Linked DNA regions of Homo sapiens: all the other regions are linked to region 2. Evidence: chromatin loops called from intact Hi-C (ENCODE). Cell type or tissue: heart right ventricle. All regions are shown on one strand. Region 1 has its middle 86 kb from the start of LINC01013. Region 2 holds the start of CCN2 (cellular communication network factor 2). Region 3 overlaps LINC01013 (long intergenic non-protein coding RNA 1013). Region 4 holds the start of LINC01013 (long intergenic non-protein coding RNA 1013). Region 5 overlaps CCN2-AS1 (CCN2 antisense RNA 1). Region 6 overlaps LINC01013 (long intergenic non-protein coding RNA 1013). Region 7 has its middle 70 kb from the start of LINC01013.

What was found. Hi-C counts contacts between places; a loop is a spot of excess contacts. Peaks named below come from ENCODE experiments on the same cell type or tissue, not always from the same donor. Only the 100,000 strongest peaks of a DNase experiment are listed, where the experiment ranks them.
Region 1: it touches region 2 in a loop (6-fold over the local background); 22 of 110 quality-filtered maps call a loop at or near these places.
Region 3: a loop joins it to region 2, with 2.9 times the contacts of the local background. A loop is called at or near these places in 42 of 110 quality-filtered maps.
Region 4: a loop joins it to region 2, with 2.2 times the contacts of the local background. A loop is called at or near these places in 21 of 110 quality-filtered maps.
Region 5: a loop joins it to region 2, with 3 times the contacts of the local background. A loop is called at or near these places in 10 of 110 quality-filtered maps.
Region 6: a loop joins it to region 2, with 2.9 times the contacts of the local background. A loop is called at or near these places in 42 of 110 quality-filtered maps.
Region 7: it touches region 2 in a loop (2.5-fold over the local background); 24 of 110 quality-filtered maps call a loop at or near these places.

Annotation. Positions count from the first base shown.
Region 1 is chr6:132,216,668-132,220,667 of GRCh38, reverse strand. No RefSeq gene overlaps it. Among named protein-coding and RNA genes, the nearest start is that of LINC01013, 86 kb to the right of the region's middle. In heart right ventricle, CTCF peaks have their summits at 2,180 and 2,385 (motif pointing right); no DNase peak of the experiment used is centred here.
Region 2 is chr6:131,948,222-131,952,221 of GRCh38, reverse strand. CCN2 (cellular communication network factor 2) reads left to right here and starts at 850. Exons shown (of 5, transcript NM_001901.4): 1 at 850-1,115; 2 at 1,230-1,452; 3 at 1,679-1,930; 4 at 2,062-2,273; 5 at 2,662-4,000. The coding sequence starts at 1,050. The coding sequence ends at 2,958. The region is part of intron 2 of CCN2-AS1 (CCN2 antisense RNA 1); the gene reads right to left. In heart right ventricle, CTCF peaks have their summits at 1,372, 1,572 (motif pointing left) and 2,214 (motif pointing left); DNase peaks (open chromatin) are centred at 821, 1,581, 2,121, 2,811 and 1 weaker place; H3K4me3 peaks cover 3,935 bases; H3K27ac peaks cover 4,000 bases.
Region 3 is chr6:132,155,172-132,159,171 of GRCh38, reverse strand. The region is part of intron 4 of LINC01013 (long intergenic non-protein coding RNA 1013); the gene reads right to left. Among named protein-coding and RNA genes, the nearest start is that of LINC01013, 25 kb to the right of the region's middle. In heart right ventricle, no CTCF peak of the experiment used is centred here; no DNase peak of the experiment used is centred here.
Region 4 is chr6:132,128,858-132,132,857 of GRCh38, reverse strand. LINC01013 (long intergenic non-protein coding RNA 1013) reads right to left here and starts at 286. Exons shown (of 6, transcript NR_187602.1): 1 at 147-286. RefSeq lists an enhancer at 1-921. In heart right ventricle, a CTCF peak has its summit at 2,208 (motif pointing left); DNase peaks (open chromatin) are centred at 877, 1,657 and 2,147; H3K4me3 peaks cover 404 bases; H3K27ac peaks cover 3,448 bases.
Region 5 is chr6:132,061,996-132,065,995 of GRCh38, reverse strand. The region is part of intron 2 of CCN2-AS1 (CCN2 antisense RNA 1); the gene reads right to left. Among named protein-coding and RNA genes, the nearest start is that of MIR548AJ1, 51 kb to the left of the region's middle. In heart right ventricle, no CTCF peak of the experiment used is centred here; DNase peaks (open chromatin) are centred at 2,044 and 2,530.
Region 6 is chr6:132,165,432-132,169,431 of GRCh38, reverse strand. It overlaps LINC01013 (long intergenic non-protein coding RNA 1013), which reads right to left. Exons shown (of 6, transcript NR_187602.1): 6 at 58-394. Among named protein-coding and RNA genes, the nearest start is that of LINC01013, 35 kb to the right of the region's middle. In heart right ventricle, no CTCF peak of the experiment used is centred here; no DNase peak of the experiment used is centred here.
Region 7 is chr6:132,200,969-132,204,968 of GRCh38, reverse strand. No RefSeq gene overlaps it. Among named protein-coding and RNA genes, the nearest start is that of LINC01013, 70 kb to the right of the region's middle. In heart right ventricle, no CTCF peak of the experiment used is centred here; a DNase peak (open chromatin) is centred at 2,218; H3K27ac peaks cover 2,927 bases.

The sequences.
Region 1 (4,000 bases), 270 kb before region 2:
CTGAGATGTATTTGGTGAGATATATTTTGTGTGGCTGCCTTTATTGGAAGCTGATTGTCAAATGGTATAACAGGTGAGGGGCTTTTTCCTAGTGAAGCCAGAGATCAGTGTTTACTTATATAAGAGACACATTCAGTAATTCAATGGGTCATGTCTATTTATTGCCTACCATATTTACCAGGCATTGTTGCTTTTGAGAGTAGAGTGATAATCAATTCAGACATGATCTTTGTTTTCACTAAGCCCAAACAAAATAAGCAGACAATTATAGCACCATATGTAAAGTGCTAGGATAAGGCAGTACCCGGAGGGATACCTAACCCAGACAATAGGGTCCGAAAAGACTTCTCAAAAGGTGTGAAATCTATATTGAGACCTAGAAAGTGAATAAATGGAAGTTAAGTGTTGTGGTTAACTACTTTGGTATAACAACCCTCAAACATAGTGACATAGAGCAATTGTTTTACTATATTTTACAGTTTCATGGGTTAGGAATTTGCACCGGGCTTGACTGGGAGATGCTGGTGCTCCATGTGATTTTTATACAGTGGGTTGTGTTCTAAGCCCTAATGCTCAACTGGAGAATTCTTTCTTTCTTAGTGGCTCAAGGCTCATGGAGAGCACTCTGAGATGAAGATGGAATCTCTGAGACCTTCTCTGACCAAGGCTCAGATATCACACAGCATGACTTCCTCAGTATTTCAGTGGTTTCAAGAGAGTCATAGAGAAAGCCCAGATTCAAGGAAAAAGGATACACAAGGTTGTGAATAGAACAATGTTCACAATAGAATGTTCTGTGGCAATTAAATACATGATGTTTGTCTCCTTTTCTCTTTATCAATAGAAATTATATTTGTCTTCGGGAGTTGCTCTTTTTAAGGTTTTCCCAAATATGCCTAGACATTTTTCTCCTAACAAAGTTGCAACAGTTTCCAGTTTCCCAGAGGGAGGAAGAAATCATAGAAGTCATTGGCCATGATCTGTTGGCATTGGAAACTTGTCCTAGTTGTGAGAAATCTTTTAATTATTTAAGCCAAGTTTAACTTATAAAATAAACACTCTTATGACATGAAAAGCCTCATACAGTCTGTATATGACACCATTACTAATGTAATGAGCTAATGTTAACTGGCCTCTATCATCACTCCACACCATGTTACCTTTTTGCATAATATAAAGTCCTTTTCTGAATTTGAGGCAAACCTCTAATCTCATTAATTTATTCTGTTGACTAATCTCCTGTATTTTCCTCCTGGTGATTGATGCCAAGGGAAAACTGGCCAAAGATCTGTGGAGGCTAATAGGATGACTTTTCATATACCATGATATTAAAAAAAAACCTAATCTGGAAAAATTAACATGAGATCAACCTATTTTTATTGCTAACGAAAGTAAAGGGGTGGTGTTGCCTTGATTTTCAATATTTTGAAATTTTTAAGTAGGTATAAAAAAACCCCTTTTGCCACACATTTTAGGCCCTTGAAACAAACAACTTCTAGGCTGTAAAACAAAACTATATACAGTTTTGTAAAATGTTAATTTTTAATTTTTGCGGGTACATAGTGGTTGTATCTATTTATGATTTACATGAGATATTTTGATACAGGCATGCAATGCATCATAATCACATCATGGTAAATGGAGTATCCATCACCTCAAGCATTTTTCCTCTATGTACAAACAATCCAATTATACTCTTTTAGTTATTTTAAAATGTACAATTAAATTAGTTTTTACTATATTCATCCAGTCGTGCTAGCAAATACTAGGTCTTATTCATTCTTTCTATTTTTTGTACCCATTAGCCTTTCAAACTTCCTTCTCAGCTCCTGACTACCCTTCCTCTGGTAACCGTCCTTCTACTCTCTAGCTCCACGAGTTCCATTGAAAAACTATGCACAGTTTTGATTGTGCCATAAATGGCCTAATTGAAAACAAAGACTTTTATTTCTTCCTGTTCTGGGTGGACCCCTGTTCTGAGTTGCTTACACATTAAGTCCGTAGTTTATAGAAGATCTTCTCCCCTGATAGGCCAAACGTTTTTCTCTTGGGTGATTTTGTAAAAAGTTTAAATATGTCAGAATATAAAATTTTGAGGCCATCCTTACTCTCCTGTGTTCTCATCTTTTTTCTTTTTTGCAGCAGGGAAATAGCTTCACAGACTTTTGACAGTGTACTCAAACTATGTATTTCAATATGTCTACTTCAAGATTATGTATCTTCTATCGGATTATTTACTTGTCAAGTTTGATATACGTGATTAGAAAATAACAGTACTATTATGATTAGTATCATTTCTCACTACAATTAAGAAAATAACATGTACATATTTTGATTTTAGAATAATAGTAATATTTAATATTATTATACTGACCACTAGATGGAGACAAGCCCTCCTCGCTTCACTCATGATAGTTTTCTCATGGTTGAGTAGAAACCTGCAACAAAAGAGTCAGCTTATTACAGTACTGGATGTTCAGAATTATAACAGATATATTATTACAAGCTTTTATTACTGTCAGCATCATAAGTCTCAGAAGCTGTTTAATCTGAGGAATGTGTACTCTGTTTATACAAAGCATTTTCTGTTATCACTGGGAGTCATTTCCAAACTAAATAGTAATGACATTATAAAAGCAAATTTTTTTCTCAATAACTTATCAGTACATTCAAAGTTCACAGGTTTTGTTTCTTGCACTTTTTTAAAATTGCTTTTTTGAAACATTAAAAGAGTTGCTCTTTCACTGAGTTCTTAAGGAGACATTTGGTGTTCAACTTTCATGCAAGTTATTTGTTTTGACATAAAATATAAAGCAAACATTTAGAAAAAACTAACATAAATTCATACTCTATTGCTTAGGTAATGTTTATCACCTAAGAGAGATTGATTTAATAAAATATAGAGTCTACACATTACTTTATACTTTAGCATCCTCCTAAGGTAAGATGTTAACATCTTAACAAGATGAGAATTTGTGCATTCTGTCCAGTGGTCCTCATATTTGCTCACATGTTCTCTTTTACGTATCTCAAAGACCAGTTTTTTCCATTTTTTTTTAAGAGTAAGATTTCCTGTGTATTGTAAAAAATGAAATAAAATAATTTTAGGACACTGTTCTATCACTGTTTTTAATATTCCAATGAAATCTAAAGCCATATGATAGATATATATATTTATATATAATATAATAAATATAAGTATGAAGCAAATATCATATAATATAAATATAAAGCCATATGATATATATATGATCATATAGCTATATGATCTTTAGCATCATCTATTTTTAAAATGCATTATCAAGATTTTCATTTTAATATTTCTTTTTTACCCCTTGGACTCATGTTTTTCATTCTATTTTTCTTCACAGAATATTATCCAAATGTAACATATTTTATGCTTAAAAGTCTTATTAAACACACTATAATATTTTTCTGGTACAAAATTTTGTATCTCTGCCATTAAGTTATATATGCATTTATTTGTTTTTTGTCCATCTTTACCTACCAGAATACAGACTCCATACTGGCAGAAATTTGTTTTCTGTTTTGTTGCTGTTAAATTCTAATCATTTGAAACAGGGCTCAGTCCAGAGCAGACATTGACTAAATTTTTTTTAATGAATGAAGATGAAATTTAAAAGTTTTCAATTTTTGTATGATGAAGAGTCTCTATGTTGTAAATATTTCATCCTAGATTGCATTTTCATGGCAATTATTAACATAAACCTTTTAATTAATATAAAATATGTTAAACTGTTGATAATTACTAAGACAAAAGTAAAGTGTTGTCAGAAATGCAGTTTTTAATGAGATGAATGGAGCTTTTCATGTTTTCATTAAGTCACATATCCGTGGATGAATATTGTTTATTGCTGGATAGAGCTCAGTATCAATTCTATTTCAACTTTTTATTTTCATAGATGTAAATACTAAAACAAGTTAATCATATAATCACGACTCTTTCAAATGCTCCTTAGATGCCAACTATCATATAGTT
Region 2 (4,000 bases):
CAGTGTTCCCACCCTGACACCCAGAGCCCCTACCTACCCAACACAGAATCATTTGCTCTGATAGAACAATGGATCCCTTTTTCTGGAAACATTGATGGCCACTCCTCCCTTGTCCTTGCCTATATAAAACTCCTACATATATTAAGAGAAAACTAAGCAAGAGTTTTGGAAATCTGCCCCAGGAGACTGCATCCTGAGTCACACGCGTCTTTGTTCTCTTTCTTGTCCCAAAACCGTTACCTCAAGTGACAAATGATCAAATCTCAAATATAGAATTCAGGGTTTTACAGGTAGGCATCTTGAGGATTTCAAATGGTTAAAAGCAACTCACTCCTTTTCTACTCTTTGGAGAGTTTCAAGAGCCTATAGCCTCTAAAACGCAAATCATTGCTAAGGGTTGGGGGGGAGAAACCTTTTCGAATTTTTTAGGAATTCCTGCTGTTTGCCTCTTCAGCTACCTACTTCCTAAAAAGGATGTATGTCAGTGGACAGAACAGGGCAAACTTATTCGAAAAAGAAATAAGAAATAATTGCCAGTGTGTTTATAAATGATATGAATCAGGAGTGGTGCGAAGAGGATAGGGAAAAAAAAATTCTATTTGGTGCTGGAAATACTGCGCTTTTTTTTTTCCTTTTTTTTTTTTTCTGTGAGCTGGAGTGTGCCAGCTTTTTCAGACGGAGGAATGCTGAGTGTCAAGGGGTCAGGATCAATCCGGTGTGAGTTGATGAGGCAGGAAGGTGGGGAGGAATGCGAGGAATGTCCCTGTTTGTGTAGGACTCCATTCAGCTCATTGGCGAGCCGCGGCCGCCCGGAGCGTATAAAAGCCTCGGGCCGCCCGCCCCAAACTCACACAACAACTCTTCCCCGCTGAGAGGAGACAGCCAGTGCGACTCCACCCTCCAGCTCGACGGCAGCCGCCCCGGCCGACAGCCCCGAGACGACAGCCCGGCGCGTCCCGGTCCCCACCTCCGACCACCGCCAGCGCTCCAGGCCCCGCCGCTCCCCGCTCGCCGCCACCGCGCCCTCCGCTCCGCCCGCAGTGCCAACCATGACCGCCGCCAGTATGGGCCCCGTCCGCGTCGCCTTCGTGGTCCTCCTCGCCCTCTGCAGCCGGGTAAGCGCCGGGAGCCCCCGCTGCGGCCGGCGGCTGCCAGGGAGGGACTCGGGGCCGGCCGGGGAGGGCGTGCGCGCCGACCGAGCGCCGCTGACCGCCCTGTCCTCCCTGCAGCCGGCCGTCGGCCAGAACTGCAGCGGGCCGTGCCGGTGCCCGGACGAGCCGGCGCCGCGCTGCCCGGCGGGCGTGAGCCTCGTGCTGGACGGCTGCGGCTGCTGCCGCGTCTGCGCCAAGCAGCTGGGCGAGCTGTGCACCGAGCGCGACCCATGCGACCCGCACAAGGGCCTATTCTGTCACTTCGGCTCCCCGGCCAACCGCAAGATCGGCGTGTGCACCGGTAAGACCCGCAGCCCCCACCGCTAGGTGTCCGGCCGCCTCCTCCCTCACGCCCACCCGCCCGCTGGAAAAAGAAACCGCTCGGACTGAGTTTCTTTCTCCAGCTGCTGCCAGCCCGCCCCCTGCAGCCCAGATCCCAACTCGCATCCCTGACGCTCTGGATGTGAGAGTGCCCCAATGCCTGACCTCTGCATCCCCCACCCCTCTCTTCCCTTCCTCTTCTCCAGCCAAAGATGGTGCTCCCTGCATCTTCGGTGGTACGGTGTACCGCAGCGGAGAGTCCTTCCAGAGCAGCTGCAAGTACCAGTGCACGTGCCTGGACGGGGCGGTGGGCTGCATGCCCCTGTGCAGCATGGACGTTCGTCTGCCCAGCCCTGACTGCCCCTTCCCGAGGAGGGTCAAGCTGCCCGGGAAATGCTGCGAGGAGTGGGTGTGTGACGAGCCCAAGGACCAAACCGTGGTTGGGCCTGCCCTCGCGGGTGAGTCGAGTCTTCCTCTAAGTCAGGGTCGTGATTCTCTCCCAGGGAGGGAGTCCTAACTGTGCCGACCGAACGGGGGAAATACCTTATCCAGGCGTTTTACATGGTGTTTGTGTGCTCTGCTCTCGCAGCTTACCGACTGGAAGACACGTTTGGCCCAGACCCAACTATGATTAGAGCCAACTGCCTGGTCCAGACCACAGAGTGGAGCGCCTGTTCCAAGACCTGTGGGATGGGCATCTCCACCCGGGTTACCAATGACAACGCCTCCTGCAGGCTAGAGAAGCAGAGCCGCCTGTGCATGGTCAGGCCTTGCGAAGCTGACCTGGAAGAGAACATTAAGGTACATGTTCTGCTCCTATTAACTATTTTTCACAGGAAAAACAGTGGATAGGACCCAACTTAGGGCTCTTGCCACGCTTGTTAGTATAAGCCCGTTATCTCCAAAACTATCTAACCATTGAGCTGTTTTGCTGGAATGAGAGCTTGTGTAATAGCAACCACCAGTTTTCCACTACGAAATCTTCCACAGGGTTAGTTAATTCAAGACATTCCAAGAGAGGCTCTGGCTATTTTTGGACATAGCAAATGAGACTCAAACTTCCTCCCCTCAAAATATAAACAGAAGTCAGACAACAGAAGACTAAAACACAGAGGGTTGAAGAAAGCCACTCCTCTTGTAGAGTCGCTGATTTTTTTTTTTCCTCTCTCTTTTCCCTTGTCTTCCTTAGAAGGGCAAAAAGTGCATCCGTACTCCCAAAATCTCCAAGCCTATCAAGTTTGAGCTTTCTGGCTGCACCAGCATGAAGACATACCGAGCTAAATTCTGTGGAGTATGTACCGACGGCCGATGCTGCACCCCCCACAGAACCACCACCCTGCCGGTGGAGTTCAAGTGCCCTGACGGCGAGGTCATGAAGAAGAACATGATGTTCATCAAGACCTGTGCCTGCCATTACAACTGTCCCGGAGACAATGACATCTTTGAATCGCTGTACTACAGGAAGATGTACGGAGACATGGCATGAAGCCAGAGAGTGAGAGACATTAACTCATTAGACTGGAACTTGAACTGATTCACATCTCATTTTTCCGTAAAAATGATTTCAGTAGCACAAGTTATTTAAATCTGTTTTTCTAACTGGGGGAAAAGATTCCCACCCAATTCAAAACATTGTGCCATGTCAAACAAATAGTCTATCAACCCCAGACACTGGTTTGAAGAATGTTAAGACTTGACAGTGGAACTACATTAGTACACAGCACCAGAATGTATATTAAGGTGTGGCTTTAGGAGCAGTGGGAGGGTACCAGCAGAAAGGTTAGTATCATCAGATAGCATCTTATACGAGTAATATGCCTGCTATTTGAAGTGTAATTGAGAAGGAAAATTTTAGCGTGCTCACTGACCTGCCTGTAGCCCCAGTGACAGCTAGGATGTGCATTCTCCAGCCATCAAGAGACTGAGTCAAGTTGTTCCTTAAGTCAGAACAGCAGACTCAGCTCTGACATTCTGATTCGAATGACACTGTTCAGGAATCGGAATCCTGTCGATTAGACTGGACAGCTTGTGGCAAGTGAATTTGCCTGTAACAAGCCAGATTTTTTAAAATTTATATTGTAAATATTGTGTGTGTGTGTGTGTGTGTATATATATATATATGTACAGTTATCTAAGTTAATTTAAAGTTGTTTGTGCCTTTTTATTTTTGTTTTTAATGCTTTGATATTTCAATGTTAGCCTCAATTTCTGAACACCATAGGTAGAATGTAAAGCTTGTCTGATCGTTCAAAGCATGAAATGGATACTTATATGGAAATTCTGCTCAGATAGAATGACAGTCCGTCAAAACAGATTGTTTGCAAAGGGGAGGCATCAGTGTCCTTGGCAGGCTGATTTCTAGGTAGGAAATGTGGTAGCCTCACTTTTAATGAACAAATGGCCTTTATTAAAAACTGAGTGACTCTATATAGCTGATCAGTTTTTTCACCTGGAAGCATTTGTTTCTACTTTGATATGACTGTTTTTCGGACAGTTTATTTGTTGAGAGTGTGACCAAAAGTTACATG
Region 3 (4,000 bases), 210 kb before region 2:
CAAGTAATTAACAACCAGAATATATAAGGAACTCAACTCAATAGCAGAAAAACTAATAACCTAATTAAAAAATAGTCAAATGATCTGAATAGATATTTCTCAAAAGAAGACATACAAATGCTAGCAGATATATGAAAAAAAGGCTCAACATCACTAATAATCAGAGAAACGCAAATTAAAGCTACAATAAGATACCATCTCACCCTAGTTAAAATAGTTTTTGAGTTTCTTACATATTTTAGATACTCATTCTTTTTGAATATGTGGTTTGAAATTTTTTTCCCAGTCAGTAGCCTAATTTTAGAGCATCTTATCGGGGTCTTCTTCAAAGCAAAAGTTTTTAAAATTTTGATAAAGTCAAATTTATTACTATTTTTTTTTCTTTTTGAATCATACTTTTGGTATCAAGTCTGACAGCTCTCTGCCTAGGCCTAGATTCCTAAGATTTTCTCTTTTCTCTTATGTTTTTTTTCTAAAGCTTTTATAGTTTTACATTTTACAATAAGTCTATTATCCATTTTGACTTACATTTTATATAATGTGTGAAGGTTAGATTGAGGTTTATTTATTTATAATGTTAGTTGTAAATGCTCTTTATCAAGTTGAGGAAGTTTCCCTCTATTCCTCATTTTCTGAAAGTTTTTATTATGAATGGGTGGTAAATTTTTGTCAAATGCCTTTTCTGTATCACTTGATGTAATCGTGTGATTTTTCTTCTTTAGCCTATTAATACGATGGACTACTTTGATTAATATCAAAATATTGTAACAATATTGTGTCTCTGAAATAAACTTTGCATGGTCATGGTGTGTAATTATTTTATATATTGCTGAATTCTATTTGCTAATATTTTGTTAATAATTTTTATATTTACATTCATGAAAGACACAGTTCTAGTTTTTTTATTTTTATACTGTTTCATCTTGTTTTAGTATCAGGATAATATTAGCTTCACAAAACTAATTGGGAGGTATTTCCTCCTCTTCTACTGGCTAGAAAAGATTGTGTAGAATTAGCATTACTTTTTGTTTAAACATTTGTATGATTGATTTTTAAATTATAAATTCAATTTCCTTACTAGTTAGTTTTAGGACTAGTTAAATTATCTGTTTAATATTTGGTGAGTTGTTGTAGCCTGTGCTTTTTGAACACTGGTACACTTCTAAGTCATCCAATTTATGTGTGTAGGTCATTTGTAATATTCCCTTATAAGCCTTTTGAGGTTGTTAAGGTCTTTACAATTTGTGTTGCCTTTCTTTTTCTCTGTCAGTCTTATTTTGTCAATCTCTCTTACCAGTCAAACTGCTGTCAATTTTATGAACCATTTCAAAGGACCAGCTTTTCATTTCATTGGTTTTTCTTTTAAACTTTATTTATTTCTGCTATCATCATTATTATTGCCTTTCTTCTGCTGGCTTTGAGTTCATTTTGCTCTTCTTTTTTTGAGATTCTTGAAGTAGGAGCTTAGATGACTAATATAACACATTACCTCCTTTCTAATGGAAATATTTAGTATTACAATTTCCCCCTCAGAACTGTTTTAACTATGCCCCTAATAGTTAAATATGTTGTATTTTTTAATTTCATTCTATTCCATTTATTTTTTATTTTCCTTAAGAATTCCTCTTTGATCCCTGGACTATTTAGAAATGTGTAGTTTATTTTGCAAGTGGTTAGAAATGTTTCTGATATCTTTTTGCTGCTGGTATCCAGGTTGATTCCATTGTGATCAGAGGATACACTTTATGTAATTTCAATTATTATAAATGTGTTGTCTTTTGTTTTATTGCCTAGGATACAGTCTATATTGATATATATTCCCTGAGTGCTTGAAAAGAATGTGTAATCTGCTGTTGGGGGGGCAGTATTCTACAAATGTTCATTTGAGTCTGTGGATTGATGGTGTTGTTGATTCTTCTATATCCTTGCTGAATTTTTGTTCAGTTCTGTCAGTTGCTGAGAAAGGGATGTTGAAACCTTGAAGTATAATTGTAGTCTTGTCTATTTCTCTTTTAAGGTCTATCCGTTTTGTAGATGTATGTCTACTCCATCTTCTCAGAAGTAGAAATCTTCTCTTATTGACAATTTTGATTGAACTTTCCTAACTCCTTCTATGAGCATTTTCATTTTAAAGATATTATTTGAAATCAGATTCATTAACTTTATTACTTGAGAATAAAATGGTCTCCTTATACATCTGTTTGAAGAGAAAGAAAATCATCTTAATTACAATCAAGTTTAGCCTGTTATCCTTGAAGGATTCTACTGGATGAGTGATGCATAGTCATGGACAAGTCCCCCAGCCCATGTATATATAGCATCTTCTGACCTAAAGATAATGGCAAATGATAATCAGCCAATATATAAGACATGTACATTACCAGCTGGCTTTTCAGCCAATGTTTTTCACAAGAAAATAAAATGAAAAACAGAAAATATTTCTCTTGTGAAATTTATAAAGGACCGAATGGTTGGCAAAGAGAACATGAGTCCTAATGCCAACCACATCAGTATCTTTTGGGAAAGGGTTTGTGCCATGTCACAAAAATTCTCTAGTATGTTCACCTGAGAAACACAAAAGTCCTAGTGCTCTGGGAAGAACCACCTTAAAAGACATATCTTTAATGCAATTACATAAGTTTTGACTAATTTTAATAGCAAGAAATATGTCTTTATTCAGTATAAAAGAACAATCCTGAGCACAGTAAACAAACCAAAAGTTGTAGACCAGCTCCACAAGATTTTCTGTTAAAAGTCCTTTTCTAATTCTACAATTGTTTTATTACTGCAGAATACAGTTTTAAGAAATTATGAGAGAATACCTGAAATTGGAGAAAATCCGTTTATTTTTAAATTTTGAAAGCATTTATTATTTTATTATATAAAACAGAATAACATGATTCTGCACAGATATCTAAGTGACCTTACAGCAAGCTACAGAACTGAAAAGCTCTGATAAGTGATTTGTTTTGGGATTCTGAGTCTCAGTTGCTGACTTGAACCTACGCTGTATATTCAGTATTGTGCTTTAGAATGACACTGTGGCCCTGATAGAAGGAAGGGAGGAAGAGAAAAAAAGAAGGTAGTAAGGAAGGAAGAAAGAAAGAAGGGTAGAAGGGCAGAAATAAAGTAGAAGGAAGAAAGGAAGGAAGGAAGGAAGAAAGGAGGGAAGGAAGGAAGGAAAGAAAAGTTCAAATATTTTAAATAACCAGCATTTGTAGGGAAAGGCCATTGTTTTTTTATAAATATGTCTCACTGGCTCTGATTTAAGGAACATGCAAAATCAATAAAATAAAAAGGACTGGACAATTTTGTTTTTTTCAGCCTTTCTAAGCTTCCTTCCCATTCATTTCGTAATAACACCTCTGTTTTCCTTTGGAGATTTATGCTTCCTAGTGGATCAAGTGGGAGAGCCCATTACCCAAGCTGGGCCAATCAGTTACTTGCAACACAGACTGTTAAAAACTTTAATAATATACAACAATATTTGTTTCCCCTAAAATATTGTTGATCAGCCACATTTGACTAGAATATAAAAAGTCCATAATCATTTTGAATAGCTCATCTGAATCTCCGGATTGACTGATGCTTCATGCCTTTCAAGTATTCAAGTTCCCATATGATTATGGGAGCTATGATTATGATTCCATATTAATTTCAATACCCACAAGGATGTTTACTGCTTCAAAAATGACTTTCTCCTTAAAAATGCAACAAGAGTGGTCAAGACATATGTCCTCTCAGAGCAGTTAATGAAATTGGTTTGCCTTAAATGGCACAGGTTGAAACTTCATAGACAAACCACTGTCAAATCTCTTCACTGGATACTTTAAATAGGTAGGCTGTTCATGAGTCTTTGGTATAACATAATTTGCACTATGTTGGAGGAGAATGTTTGTGGTTTTCAGTACATGGCTTTATAACACCTTTCAAAAAAACTTCTAAGAAATCACATCCACAGAAGATGTTATTTGAAGGTACCAGAAGGCATCAACCTTTG
Region 4 (4,000 bases), 180 kb before region 2:
GAATCTCCCTGCTGAATTTGCAATTTATTTTCATTTGTCCTATCCTTAGCAGAGAGGGAGCACAACTGGGGCACACATTCAAGTGCTATCTATTATTAATCTGAGCCATAGTAAATTTGTTTGTACTAGAGTTTCTGGGGTCTTACATTGCATTCCAGTGAGATGATAGAACCTGATCCCTTGATGGAATGTTCTTTTTGAGGTCTAAAATGACTGAACGATAAAGGCTAACAGGCTGGCAGGAATCCTGAGCAGTTCTTGATAGTGGTCACAGGAAAGGGCATTGTTTCTTTGGCTGTCCAGTCTCCTAGCAACCTAGTGTACAGCGGCTCTTGACATAGGGCTCTCTGAAACCCCACATTTAGAACTATTAAACTATTTCTTCTAAAATTAAATATGTGCTCAGGCAACTGTATTTTAAAAATCTGATAAAAAGGTAATTTTTCCAATAGCACCTGGTGCTTAGTAGAGATAGGGAAAACTGATGAAAGGGAACATAATTATACCATCTAGCCCTACCCACTGCTTTCTGAAAGGTGAGCTCTTATTATGCCCATTTTACAGACAAGGCAGATGGACACACACTGAGAAACGAACAATGCTAACAATATCAACAGTTTAAGAGGGAAACGTTTAGGATTTGGAAAAGCAAATGAAAGCAGGTTTACCTTGCTGACACTCAAAAAGTAATAAGAGCTCCCTATTCACTTTCTGCCTCCTCCTAGTCATGTGGGTGTCCTGTGAGAGGCACAGAAGAGGAAAAAAGTGGTATTCCCTGGGGATGGACTTTCCCAGCCTCCTCCAGAGCAGTCCAGGTTTGTGAATCAATGCAGGAGGTGGGGGTGGGAGTGGGAGGGGTTGGCCAGGCAAGGCTTTCCCTTTACCCACACAGGCTGTGATTAAGAAGGCATCCATCTGTCAACAGAGGCTCTCAGCTGTATTTCCAGCCCAGCTTCCTCCCAACTGACTCATTCAGTGATGCCACAATCTAATGTTTATGACCTAACAGATGATCACCATGGAAGTAGCACAAACCTTGGACTGTTGAGGAGCAAAACCAGCGTAGAGGAGCTGGACCGTTTAGGAAAAGAAAAAATGAAGACCCTTATTCATAGAGACCACATGTTAAGACTGAACATCCCACTCCTCATGTGGGCATTTCCACCCATTACTAAAATTGATATTTGGATGCCTTCGTGCCTGTTGGAGAACCCAAATAAGGATTTCAGGTGACTGAGTACAAACAGATAGCATGGCATTTAGAAACAGACAGCAAGAAGTAGAAGGGAAAATGTGTGTGCAGCAATTTAACGAGGTTTGGATTACAAATTCAGTTTCCTTATCTTTTTGCCAGCATGTGGCAACAGTTCTAAAGGAGACAGAAAATGCATTGAATGCCAGGAGAAAGATGAAGATCCCCCCAAACTCAACTTTATAAACAGTCCTGGTGGAATATTCACAATGTGGAAGTCAGGATAAACTGGCTATTCCACCCGCCACTGCCCCCCAGGAAAAGAAAAGCCTAAATGAATAAGAAAGCCAACGGAAATAAGTGCTTTTTAGTAAAGATCATCGCATTTGGTGCTGTGAGTGGCAGGAAGCGTTGGCACAGACTTGGGAGCTACATGAGGACTCCGGTGGCGTGGTCAGGGTGAAGTGAGCCTGACTTCCTGGCCTGGCCTCCCCAGACTAATAATCAAAAAGAGCTGCCCTTCCCCAGCCCTAAACAGCCCTGTGTGAACACAGTGTCTCCTAGTAGTGCCTGTGGCTTACAAGTAATGTGAGAGTCTTTTTATAACTGTTGAGGTTTAACGTAAAAGGAAGCTCAGAATCAGCGGTAAAGGGAGGGGAATGTTGTGAACTACAGACCATCTGAAATGGGGAAAATCATAAATACCAGAGTGTCTGATTATTTGAATGTCTCTTGAAGTCAAATAATGAACCTTCTTCATGTTCTGCTTTTCTGGACTTGGCTCCCTCTGACAAATTTGCAGGCATCAGGGTCTGTCTGGAATTCCTTCCAAGTTGGAGGGATATTTTTTCCCTTGACATTTTGCAGCTGAGACAGCCGGAGCAGGAAGCTGAGGAGCGTAACATTACCAAATATGTCCTTTCTCCTGCCCGTAAGTTCTATTTCCACAGGAAAAGAAGGCAGATGCTGGCCAATGAGAACTGGCCAGTAGAAATGCAGCCACAGCAGGCGGCCTCTACTGGAAGTGAGGAAATTGATCAGATGCCATTTTTCACAAAAATGGAAACTGTTCTAGGTACCACCAATTAAAATTTGTGCTACGCTGGAGGAAGAAGTTTGACAGGTTCCTACAAGTTGCCCAGCTATTTCAGGGGAATTCTTTATCACTCTATTGGTCTCATTTTCTCAACACCCCTGGAGTGGGAATTAGAGAGTTGGCCTTGGCTGCTGACACACTGTGCTTTTGACCAGATCATTTCTCCTAGGATGTGGGGGAAGCTTCAGATGCTTTATTGCTAAAATGAAGGTTTGGATGTGATGAGCTCCCAGATCCCCTCTGGGTTACCAAGACTGTGGTCTCCAAGCTTCTTCAATCGTGTGTTTCAACCACTAAAATAAATCCAAATATTTGTCCAGATGCTTTTCTTTATGGGTCTAAGACACTAATCTCAAACTATCGTATCTACATGGTCTAGGAAAGAACATAAGTGAGCAAAATAGCTGCAGATTGCATACTCTTTGCTTGCATATTAAATACAGTCAGTTCTCCATATCCGCAGTTCCACACTAGCAGATTCAATTAACCTTGCATTGAAAATATTTTTGAAAACAATAATACAACAATAAAAAATAATACAATTAAAAAAATAAGATAGCCATTTACATGCCATTTACATTGTATTAGGTATTATAAGTAATCTAGAGGCGATTTAAAATATAGGGAGGATGCGTGTACCTTACATGCAAATACTACATTTATACAAGGAACTTGAACAATCTGTGTCTTAGAACCAATCCCTTCCTCAAACCTCACCCTTATCCCCACCCTGCTGATACCAAGGGCCTGCTGAATGTAAGAAAATTCTTTTTTTTTTTTTGAAACATAGTCTCACTCTGTCACCCAGGCTGGAGTGCAGTGGTGTGATCTCAGCTCACTGCAACCTCTGCCTCCTGGGTTCAAGAAATTCTCTGCCTCAGCCTCCTGAGTATCTGGGATTACAGGTGTCCACCACTACGCCCGGTTAATTTTTGTCTTTTTAGTAGAGACGGGGTTTCACCATCTTGGCCAGGCTGGTCTCGAACTCCTGACCTCGTGATCCACCCGCCTTGGCTTCCCAAAGAGCTGAGATTACAGGCATGAGCCACCGCACCTGGCCAGAAAATTCATTTTTTAAACATAATCTTCTTGTTTCATCTTTATTTATCCTACTTTTAAAAGAGAACGCTTACTGAGAAAGTTCTTTACTGAGGAAAATAACAACCTATGCATGTTTTAAATGGCCAGCAATGCTTAATGTTGAGTCAAGAACACTTTGGGGAATGGTAGAAATAGGAGTAATCTGGAGCATGGACACCCCATTGGTCCTAATGTGGAAACTGCTTCTCCAGTGGGTCACCTTCAAGCAGAAATGGAGGCCTACTGCTGTTCAATTGTGATTTTTCAAGAGAAATGGGAAACTCTATTTTAACGTGAAATTGAGTTAATTTCAAATATTTTGTCTCAAAAATTTTAGAGTCAAGATTTGAGGACAAGTGTATGATGGCAACGGGCCACACTCAGCCAATGAGTAGCTCCTTGGTGATCTCTGATCTAATATTCAGCTGATTTAGCTAGCCCTATAATTTTTTTGTGTGATAATATTGGAACTTTGCAGTCAGACCTCCATACTCCAGTCAGGGTAATTATGTATGTGTAAGGCAGAAAAACATGAAATATTTCATTAATATCACAGTGTTTTTCTTTGGAGCCACTTCTTGAATCTTCTTAAAGCTGCTCCATCAGACTAGTGATCTATGTTGTTCAGTCAT
Region 5 (4,000 bases), 110 kb before region 2:
AGTCAACCCTTCACCATAATCACACCACCACAAGGGTCTCTCACTGGGTACCCCTTGAAGATCATCATATCCAGCCAGAAGTCCACTTCCCCAAACCTTCCCTGCATCCTCTCTACACTCACTGAACTCTAAACCGCTGCCTCATGGGCAACTTGTTTGTTAATTTGATAAAAAGAACTTCAGGTGAAAGCTTGCTAAAGATGAGCTCATGTTTTGTCCATTCATAGTAACATACCATACCCACTCACAAGGTGTAATCCAGATGAGTGACTCATTGTATGTGGGCTTCGAATTACATGATAAGAACATATATTTTTAGCAATTTAAAGTCTTACTGTAGTATGATCTATAGTTTCTATAATTCAGTCCTTTTAAACAAGAGCCCAAAGGCCATTACTGCTCCTTCTGCTGCTCTCCAAGGAGCAGGAGCATTTAGTGTAAAAGGGAGACCTGCTTAGGCTCTACCTACTCAGATGTGGGATAAAGACCAGAACCATACAGAATGGCTACACAAAGATTTTGCCAATACTTCAGGAAATGAAAAAATGACAAGGGCAAAAATTGTTGAATCCCAACTCAGTAAGATCTAAAATCTTTAAAATGAGTTTGCAAAACTTTTGTGCAACACATGGAAGAATCTATTTCAGAAGACTTCTAGAACAATTAAGAAGGACGGTCAGGAAAAGATTACCTATTGGAGCAACTTTTTAATACCAGTAAATTTAGTTTGCCTTAGTAGCAGATGCCTTCACGACCTTATACGAATTGTGATATTTAAGTGAATGAACATACACACCATTTTTATTGCTGTTCCTACAAACTTCTACTTTGTTTTAAGTTCTCAGTCTTACCATCCGTAGTTTTATACACCACAGTCCTTTTCACAAGCGTGCCACAGCCACACAGGTTTAGGGAAGATTACTTATTTCCAGACAGGTCTATATCCCAGCCCCACCTAATCACTCCACTCAGCAAATACCTGGACTGTCTACGTGAAGTCTAGACGGGCTTCCAAGGGGCAGCTGAGAAAATGCAAAATTGCTCTCAGTTAGCATGCTGCAACTAAACCCACCATCTTCCTCCCTGGCTTATGAAAAAAATGCCCTTTCTCCAACTGTATACCATTCCTCACTCTTAAAATATTTTGTTTTTTGTTAAGTAGGAGAAGAAATACAACCTATTCTTAATAATTAAATGTGAGTATTGTGCTATTACATTTTCCAGGCAGATCTACAAACATTCCACCCTTTCATTTTTCTGAACAACACTATTAAGTTAGATATTATTCTTATTTTATAAGTGAGCCTTCCATCCCGCAGCTAGAGTTGAGGTTAGGGTCGGGCCTTCAGATTCAGTGCCTTTTCCATTATGTTCTTCCGCTCTCCCTTATTGAAATGTTTGTTGCTCTGTACATATTTTGCTATATAAGTTTTAATTACAACATCTGAATAGTAGGAAGGCACTCTGTTTCTTTTTTTACAGCACATAGCATAGTTTTAACTAATATTTCTAAATAAAATGTGTATTTGCCAAAATCAGTGACATATTTCTTTTAGATAAGAAATATTTCTATAGATTAGCCAGTGAAATTCATTAACAAGTTTTCAAGCAAAGGAAGCAAAAAAGAAAGTGGACCTTTTCAGTGCTATCCAGAGGCAAGGACATAGTCTGTCTTAACTCTTTTGATCTTCATGGCAACACCATGAGTGAGTTATTATATTTTATACATGAGAAACCTGAGTTTCAAAGAAGTGTCTTACCCAATTCACGAAATACGTGGCGGAAATGGGATTTAAACTTAAGTCTCTCTGACTCCAAAGCTCATAGCCTTCCCACTAAGCCATCATACCTTTCTACAGGGTGGCCTCTCTGGTAAACTCTACGAGAAGGAAATTTACTTTGCACAAAAAATTCAGTCTAAGCCTATCCTGATTAAAAGGTCGTGGTCTGTCCCTGTTCAGACAGTAAATTCCAGACAAAGTGCATGTGCACTGAGCACTAACTGTGTGTTTCATCCTGGAGATTCTCTGCAATAACAAGAGTTCCTTTGGGGAAAGTTCAGTTCTTTAGCCACCCTGGCACAGTCTGGGATGACTCAGGTCAGACTACAAAGGCTCCAAACAATCCCTTCTAAACAAGATCTTAAGAATGTCAATGACTAAGGTACAATTGTTCTCAGATGACCTTGGGTGGGGGCCATGATCACTCACAGTATGAAAAATTAAGTGATATGAGATGGGGAAAGTTAAGGTGAGGAGTTTTACTGCTTTCAGGATCCAAAAAGAAATTTTTAAAATGTGCCAACAGACTACAGCATAACCTGATAAATAGCAATCCTCTCTCAAATCTTACTTTTTCCTCTTTTGTTGAAGAAAATGGAAGATAAGACTTGAGTGAAGTTACCCTCTAAAGCCCTACAGGAAGTGTTTATTTTGTCTTATGTATAAAACCATAACTAGTATCCAAAAGAACTTGATGTCCCTGTTAAGAATGAAAAAGACCACGGTAAACAGCTGGCGGGAGCTGATAGCATGTCGCACCATGTGCATTCTTTACCAGCCCCTTGAATTGCTCATTTCAAAAAGGAGAAAACATTTCCTGCCTCAGTGCATAACAGGGAAAGGCGAATGGTCTGGAATGACCTCACAAGATTTAAGCAGTTTGCCAAAGAACTTAAACAGAATTTGCTCAAAGCTTCGATCAACTGAACATTTGCCATACTATTTCAAAAATGTCTGCATTCACAAGAAAGAAATGTCTGCATTCAGAAGAAAGAAAAATCCTCACCATGAGACATATTCTCAGTAAGAAATCATTACAACCACTGAAAATGTTTTCATTGTTAATATGTACAAGTGATAATATCAGAATTTTTGGTGTTTCTTCAATTTCCCTTACTCCTATCCAACTATAACTTTGTGAAAGCAAAGACTATAATTTACTAATGTATGGGTTCTTTGTAGAATTTAACATATTTATGCATTTACTCCCTCAACAAACAATTGTGCTTAACATTGTACAAACACTGGAGATACAAAGACATTTGATGTATAGATCAAATGTTTCTTGAGCATTTGCTGTGTTTCTGGCACTGAGCTAGAAAATGGGCTTATAACTGTGAACTAGACAGTCAACTGTCCTATCTTCATGGAGCTATCAGTCCAGTTCAGTGGGTCATAATCCTGGCTGTGAATCAGAATCACCAGGGAGCTTTTTAAATAGACCGCTGACCGTGCCTGACCTAACACCAATTAAATCAAAGTCAAGACATGATTACAATATACTATGATAAACGTAATGATTGAGAAAAATAAAGAGATATTTTGAGAGCACATAGAAAGTACATACAACCCAGATTCAGGGCTAAGTAGAATGTTTTAAATAATGATTTATCAGTTAGCCTAGGAAATAAAGGGAAGTAAGGGAGATGGAAGCGTTCTGGACAAAAGGTGTATGAGATTCAAAGGCAGAGAGGCCCATTTCTGGGGTAGTACAGTGATGTCACTGCTTCTGATGTCATATAGCATGCAAGGAGAGAAAGACCACCAAAGAGACAGGATAAGTATGTAGGGGCCAGAGCAAGAAAACCCCAGATTCTCATACTGAGGAGGAGGTATTTATTCCTGAAATAATTAAAGCTTTGGAGGAAATTTAAACAAGAAATGTATGTGATACGACCCATTATTTTACTTTCTTTACCCTCAGGCCACGGACACGTATATTTTGCAGATCTAGAAGCAATAATACAGTAATCCCAAATTGAATCATCTCTTAATCCCTGAAGAAAATCAATCATTTGATCCGCTAAAGCGATCTGTCATTATTCCACTTAAATTCATGCCCGGCTTTTTCTGTTTCCCTTCCAGCAAAATCAATCATTTGTCTTGCTCCTAAGACTTTCTCAAGCCCAATCCCTGAGTGATGCTGGGGACACTTAACACCCTTGTTCCCAGGAAGAGGAGAAAGCACTGGGGTATGGAAAGCATAATTTGAGCTTTGT
Region 6 (4,000 bases), 220 kb before region 2:
ATCCAGATGCAAAATTACTTACCAGAAAAATTCTCAGATTATATAATCAAACAAAAATTCAAATAATATCTTGCTTTTATTATTTATTTTTATGTCTTCCTATATGCAAGGATATATTCAATCAAACAAACAGTATTATAACAAGAAATTCTCAGTTCCATTCATTAGATTTCAATAGCTGAGTTTCTCCCAGAATCCTATCTGGAATAACCTCAGTCATTACCATACCATACAGACAGATAGATTTCCCTGGGGCTTTTGGTGGGGATTCTTTTATTCTGACAGCACTTTGAAGGATTTGAGATGGAGAACGCTGTGCCGTTGCCTTTGCACATCTTCCAGACAGTGGAGAATGCGTTTAGGGGCAGCAGATTGGAGTTCATCTTTTGGGGGCCTGTGAAAATATTTTTGGCCTTTGTAGATTGGTTGAACTAAAAGGGAAAAAAAAATACCTTAAATCATTGGATTGGTATACACTACCAATACTCTACTCATGTTAGAAGTAACACACACACAAATTAGTTTATGTAACTCCAAGAATGTAAGGTAGATGTTTCATCTTTTAGGAAAACAGCACCTCCTAAAACAATTATTTTATTTCATTCTTGGGGTTGTTGCTAATGGCAACAGAAAGAATGCACTGGAGTGTCATAATAATCCTCCATTAAATCCCTACTGTTTAAATTTTAATGCTATAATTCAAGAGCTGACAAAAGCCCATTGAGTTTGTCTATGGGGAGGAAAACAGGCAGGCCCATTTTCTCAGGGGTGATGCTATAGCAACATGGAATGAATTTGGGGTCAGGGAACAAGCAGTCTCCAAGCTTTGTTTGCATTTCCTGACTAAAAGTAGAATCTAACATTATAAATTTTACCCAAATAAGTATTTATTTTGAATAGCAGGAAGATAGCTCACTTTGTACTGCTGTTTACATTGAAAACAGAGAGAAGGTAACAAAACCAGAACTGGAAGAAAGACATGCCGACAAACATGTTATGAAATGACTATTGAAGTGACCACTTTAGAAACCCCTAGAGCCTCTCTGCGTTTGCTTGACACCCAACCCCTCTCCCGTGGACAAGCAATGCTTTAGAACATGGAAAAGTATTAAATTTGCAAAATGCCTTTTTAAAAGAGAGAGACAAAGGAAGTCTGATCAACAATTCCTGAATGTGACCCCTTACAGTCATGCAAGACATGGCAAAGACGGGTGTTGTTGATTTTGTCTAGCTCTTTATAATGGCACTTTTGTTTTAGTGGGAGAATTTATTTCTACCAGAATAAACAAATACACCTGAATCACAATTGCCTATTGTGCAGCAGAAGGCCAAGAAAAACCCTACCCAATTCCCACTAGTTTCTGCTGCCAACTTTTCTTTCCTCAGGCATCTGTGTTTTCACTTTTGGTTTGAGTGTTGAATATTAGCATATTGAGTCAGTGTTCAATAGCATAAAATATTACATTTTGGGTGGTTATCCAATAAGATCTATCTAGTTATAGACTCTATTTATATGGCTTGCAATATACAAAAAAGAAGACTGTTAGGTTTTCAAATGCTAAGTCATAGGTGAAAATATAAATATCTGTAAACCTTGTAGCTCAACAAAACTCAAAGCTGTTTCTTCTTTTTTATTTCCTCTCTCAGACCCTTGCTGTCTCACCTTGACAATGAAAAACTCTCACCCCTCCCAAACCTCTGATGACCTCTAGTACCCATCCTTTATAATTCATCCTAAATATAATGGCAATATTAATTATCCTCTTAATAACAAAATCCCTCTTCTATTAAAAATCTTTGATGTTTTAAAATAAAATTCACACTTCTACATATTTACTCTGCTATTACAAGTAAGTCAAACTGTATAACTTGTTGTTCCATTTATATATCTTGCTTACACTTTTCTCACGGTATATTTACTTAGATGCTGTGTAGAATTTCCTCATCAATATTCTATTCATCTTTCAAACCCAGTTTATATGTCACCTTTTCCATAAAGTTTTTCTAGATCACTCCTTCTGGAAAAGATTTCTTTCCTTTTCTCACTCTAAGCTCACATGGTCCCTGTAGAATTATCTTTGGGTCATTATTTCATATTTTCTAATGAACTCTGTTACTATTATCCCACAAGGACAGAGACTATATATTTAGTTATTTTTCTTTCACTCATTTTACTCTTAGAAAGAAAAGTTTTTTAATAAAAGTATTCTCTAAGCTGTATTGCTTACCTGGTTTTGCCTCCTAGAAACACAAAGCAGATTACATTCAAGTTATAATTATTATCAACAAAAGGATTTGTAGAATAAAACTTAAAGCTATAGAATAAAAAATATTAAGTGATATGTTATGATCAAGTACTAGTGCCTTAAATAAAAGAATGGTTTAGCATAAAAAGAAAAATAAAGGATGGGTTATTCTGCATAGACAACCCTAATATCTGAGTAGTTTATCATAACAATTAAGTATGTGCTCATGTTACTCATTCAATGAACACTGGCAATAAGACTTTGCTCATCACAGTCACTAAGGGATCCAGACTGACAGAAGAGACATCTCTATACATATTTACATAGTCACTGTGTCAGAAAAAGGGAAATTGGTGACACATACCATGCTACCTCTGAAAATTTCTTCCCAGAAGTAGCACATTTTTTCTGTTCATACTTTATACATCAGAGCAAGTCACATGGCCAACCTCACTTCCAGGGGACAAAGAAGTGAAATTCCACATGTGTTCAGACACAGAGACAATTTGAAATACGTGGAGAATAGCACTAGTAATTATTTTTCCACATTTTCCCCCCCAGTAGTTAGGGGAAAAAATAAATTTCAAAATCTATATCAAAATAGCAAAATACTCAAAATTAGGAAACTCCCTGAAATCATTTGAACATATATTTCAATAACCTTAACAAACAGCATCCTTAATCATGAAATTTGAGACTTTTTTTTTCTCTTAAGATACATTAAATACAAGGATAAATTAAATACAAGGATATTATCATTGCTACTGAACCATATAGGCTGCAAGTCATGGCCAGCATAAGATGTAAGAAAGAAAATAAGGTAGATGGTTTGGAAAATAATAGACCAAAATTGCCATTTCTATAGGTATGATATGAATTGTTGATATGGCTTACCTTTTGAATTTTTAGAATTTTCTATTATAGTTATTAAAAATTATGATCAAATTTTCCATAAAAATTACTTTAAAATTTTAAAGTAGAATATTAACAACCTGTGAAATAATGGCAAAAGAATGAAAGTTTGTAATTAGAGTACTAGAAAAAGAAAAAGAGAGAGTATGAAGCAGAAAAATTACTTAACCAAATAATGGTTAGAAATTTTCAAACTTTATTTAAAAACCCACACATAATTTCAGGAATCTAAGCAAAAAACAAGCAATGGACATTATATTAAACTGCTGAAAATCAGAATTAAACAGAACATTTGAAAAGCAAGAGAAGAAAAGACATATTACACATTAAATGCAGAGGACCAATAATAAGAAACAAGGCTGACCTCTCATCAGAAACAATGAAAATGAGAAGACAATGGAACAACATCTTTAAACTAAATGAAAGACAACTATATAACTTGTCAACCTAGAAAAGTGTTAATCAGCAGATATGTATTACAGGAAATGCTACAGGAAGTTCTTTTGGCTTCTGGTTCTTTGGCTCAGAGTAAATGGTACCGGATGGAAATTTGGTTATATAAGAAGCAATGAAAGATTAAGTATGTGACCGGTTTCATGAAAATAAATTGAACAAATTAGATGAAAAGGACAAGCTTTTTTTGAGAAGCCATAACAAATCAAATTAACAAAAATGAAAGAAAAATATTGAATAATATTATTAAATAAATAGAATTCATGATTATAAACCTTTTCTCAATGAAAATGATGGTGTATACTGGTGAATTTTATTAAACATTTAAAAAGTTATATGCTTTTTAACTTTAAATACATAACATACTTCTGATATTTTTTATAGGAATT
Region 7 (4,000 bases), 250 kb before region 2:
AAAATAAATAACCCCATAAAAATGTTTAAAAGACATAGACATTTCTCAAAAGAAGACATACAAGCAGCCAACAAACATATGAAAAAATGTTTCATATCATTAATCATCAGAAAAATGCAAATCAAAACCACAATGGATACTATCTCACACCAGTCAAAATGGCTGTTAATAAAAAGCCTAAAAAAACAACAGATGCTGGCAAGGCTGCAGAGAAAGGGAACACTTATACACTGTTGGTGGGAACGTAAATTAGTTCAGCAACTGTGTAAAGCAGTTTAGAGATTTCTCAAAGAAATTAAAACAGAACTACCATATGACCGAGCAATCGCATTACTGGATATACGTGTCCACAAGAAAATAAATCATTCTACCAAAAAGACAGATGCACTCGCATGTTGATTGCAACACTATTCACAATAGCAAAGACATGGAATCAGCCTAAGTGCCCATCAGTGGTGGCTGGGATAAAGAAAATGTGGTACATATTCACCATAGAATACTATGCAGCCATAAAAAAGAACAAAATCATGTCCTTTGTGGCAGCATGGATGCAGCTGGAGGTCATTATCCCAAATGAATTGATGCAGGAATAGAATACCAAATACTGCCTCTTCTCAGTTACAAGTGGGAGCTAAATATTGGTTACTCATGAACATAAAGATGGCAACAACAGAAACTGGGGACTACTGGGGTGGCAGAGAAGCAGTGAAAAACTAACTATTGGGTATTATGCTGAGTACCTGGGTGATGGGATCATTTGTACCTCAAACCTCAGCATCACACAATATATCAAGTAGCTAACCTGCACATACCCTCCCTGAATTTAAAATAAAAGTTGAAAAGAAAATTTAATTAAATCTCAATTACAATATTAAGAAAATACATTACCAAAAAATACATACAATATGATACCATTTGTGTAAAATATGAAAACATGCCAAGCAGTGTTGGACATTGTGCTATAATAATGTTATAACAATGTAAACATGCATGAGAAAAATAAATAATCAAATTCAGGTTGGTGATTATCTTGCAGAAGTTAGAGAGGGAGGAAGGAAAACATAAGACATGAGAGAGGTAGAGAGGGAACCCCAATCATATTTGTAATAAGTATTGCTTTAAAGAAAACCCTAAAAGTTGAAGCAAGTATGGCAAACTGGTAGAACTTGATAGAGCTGGGTAGCTGGGTCTTGGTTCCAGATACTTAATTGTCACATATTTGAAATATTCCTTTTCTTTCTTTCTTTCTTTTTTTTTAATTGAGACCGAGTTTCACTCTTGTCGCCCAGGCTGGAGTGCAGTGGTGTGATTTTGGCTCACTGCAACCTCTGCTTCCCAACTTCAAGTGATTCTCCTGCCTCAGCCTCCCGAGTAGCTGGCATTATAGGCATGCACCACCATGGCCGGCTAATTTTTGTATTTTTAGTAGAGATGGGATTTCACCACATTGGTCAGCCTGGTCTCAAACTCCTAACCTCAGGTGATCTGCCTACCTCACCCTCCAGAAGCGCTGGCATGAGGCACCGCACCCAGCCTGAAATATTTCTTGATAACCAAAGTAAGGGCATTAAAAACACAAGAAATCAGAAACCATCTTTTTAAAAACAGGTTTGGGAAAGTGTTTTATATAGGGTGGAGTTGGATTAAAAGATCCAATTTGCTGCTTCAAACTCTGGGACCCTCATTTAAGGAAATGATGTCCTTTTCTTAATATCAGTCTCCTGGCTAGTTCAGGCCCATTTTCCCTGACCATATGAATTTTTCCAAATGGGATCTTTCAGCAGTATGCTTTTCAGCAATAAGGATACAGGGGTTTTATGGGATCAGAATCTTTAGACAGTATGATCATTAAGAGAAGGTTAAACTGAAAAGTCAGAAGAAGAGAAAAATTTCACAGAATTCAAATGTAAGATTAGACATATGTTAAGGAACAAACAAGCCACATATATACATCTTATGTGATTGGGGGGAAATGTTTGTATTGCTTTTTTAGCTGTTTCTGGAAGACTCTTAAAAGTCCTCTTTATAGTCTCATTTGAGCATTTTGTTTTCTTCTTTTCTGGGCATGGTTAACAAATTAAAGAGCCTATTTCCTTTCCACAGCTGTGCGTCATTGCCTTAGGGACTATTATGGGAACGGATTCTAAAGGAGTTACTTCTGCTGTCCAGCAGCAAGAGCTCTTAATATAAACAAGGCTGTAAGCTACCCACATATTGAACAGATGTCTGCGAGCATTCCTGCTGGCTACTCTGTCCTGTGGGATGTCCACTGTGTATTCCCTGATAGCAGACCCCTGACCTATGAAGTAATGTTGCCCTGAAGACACTGGATGCAAAGACAGGTCTGAAGTAAATTCAGTGAATTTGCTTCCTTACGCAGCCCTTAGAAAGTGATGGCTGCAGTATCTGGGAGTTGTGGGAGATTGGATTGTATTTTATATCTATAGATATTTGTTAATTTTTACTATTTTCATGAAAATGAGAAACTCTAAAACTAAGGCATTTTGGAAAGCTAATATTTTCCAGTAGGGATAAATACATATTTTAAAGTTCCAAATGATTAAATGGCTTAGATGGGTGCATTTTACCAAAGGCCTATTCATAAAATGAGAATTGGATTAAGATTGTTTAAAATTAATGCAATAATGAAGCTGATGCTGACTTTCTTTCTAATGTACTAAAATAACCAGTCTGACTTCAAATATCTGTATTTATTTTATTTGCTAGACATCCTCACCTTATTAAAAAGGAATTTTCTTAGCAAGACTTATTTGGAGAATTGAGCAAGTGAGATTTTAGGAAATGGGACAAGAGCTAGAGCAAGATAATGTTCTAGAATATGCAAAGACAAAGGGAACTATGCAGGTGCTTCGATTATCTGAGATGTTTCCAGCCTGCTGAGAATGGACCTGATTGTATACCAAAGTCAGGCTTTCATTCTAACTGACTTTGGGCAATGAAAGTATGTTAGTAAATGGCTTTGGCATATGGTCATCTCAGGCTGAGATCACTGATCTCACAGTCCTGAACTTTTAGAGTTGAAGGAGTTTTTAATATTGATAAGGAACTGTGGCCCACGCAGGACCACACATCATGATGGTGTAAGTATCATTTAACCTTATCTTTACCTTTAATTTTTGCGTTCTAAAGGTACTTGATTGTTATAAAAGTCTAAAAATATTATTTACATATATACATACACATATATACATATAAATGTATATATTTAAACAATATATAAATGTATGTATTTATATATTTAAACATATGTATATAAACACTACTCATGAACAGATTTTGACAAAAAAGAAGAAAAAATCAAACTTGAATCCAACCAAGACTCTAGATCTTATTAATAATTTATGATAAATTTAAGGGAAAGAAAAATATGTCAGATTACATCATGAGGTTGCAATCAGCAAAATTTAGACAGTGCAAACTCTACTGGTTAAGGAGTTGTGTTTCTTCCACACACAAACATAGTTATGAAAAGGGAAGCTTTAAATGAAAAGAAATGTAACAGACCTACCAATCTAATGTCAATCTTAATTATAAAACTGTGGAGAGGGGTGTGTGTGTATGAAACAAACAGGTAAATATAAACAATAATTCATTTTTTATGCTATTAAGTAACCATTGTTAAAATTATTTTCTTTTTTAAAAAAATTATTTCAGTTTTTTGAGATATAATTGGCAAGTAAATTTGTATAAGTTTAAGATATACAACATGATGATTTGATATTATATATTGTCAAATGGTTACCACAATCAACACATCTATCACCTCACCTAGTTACCATTGTGTGTGTGTTTGTGTGTGTGTGTGTGTGTGTGTGTGTGTGTGGTGAGAACATTAAAAATCTATTTGCTCAGCAGATTTCAAGTATACAATATGGAATTTTCAACTATGGTAATATTAAAAGTTTCTTGGTATAATAATGACATTATAGCTTTTTGAGGGAGTTCTTATCTTTAAGAGATACAAACTATAATATTTACA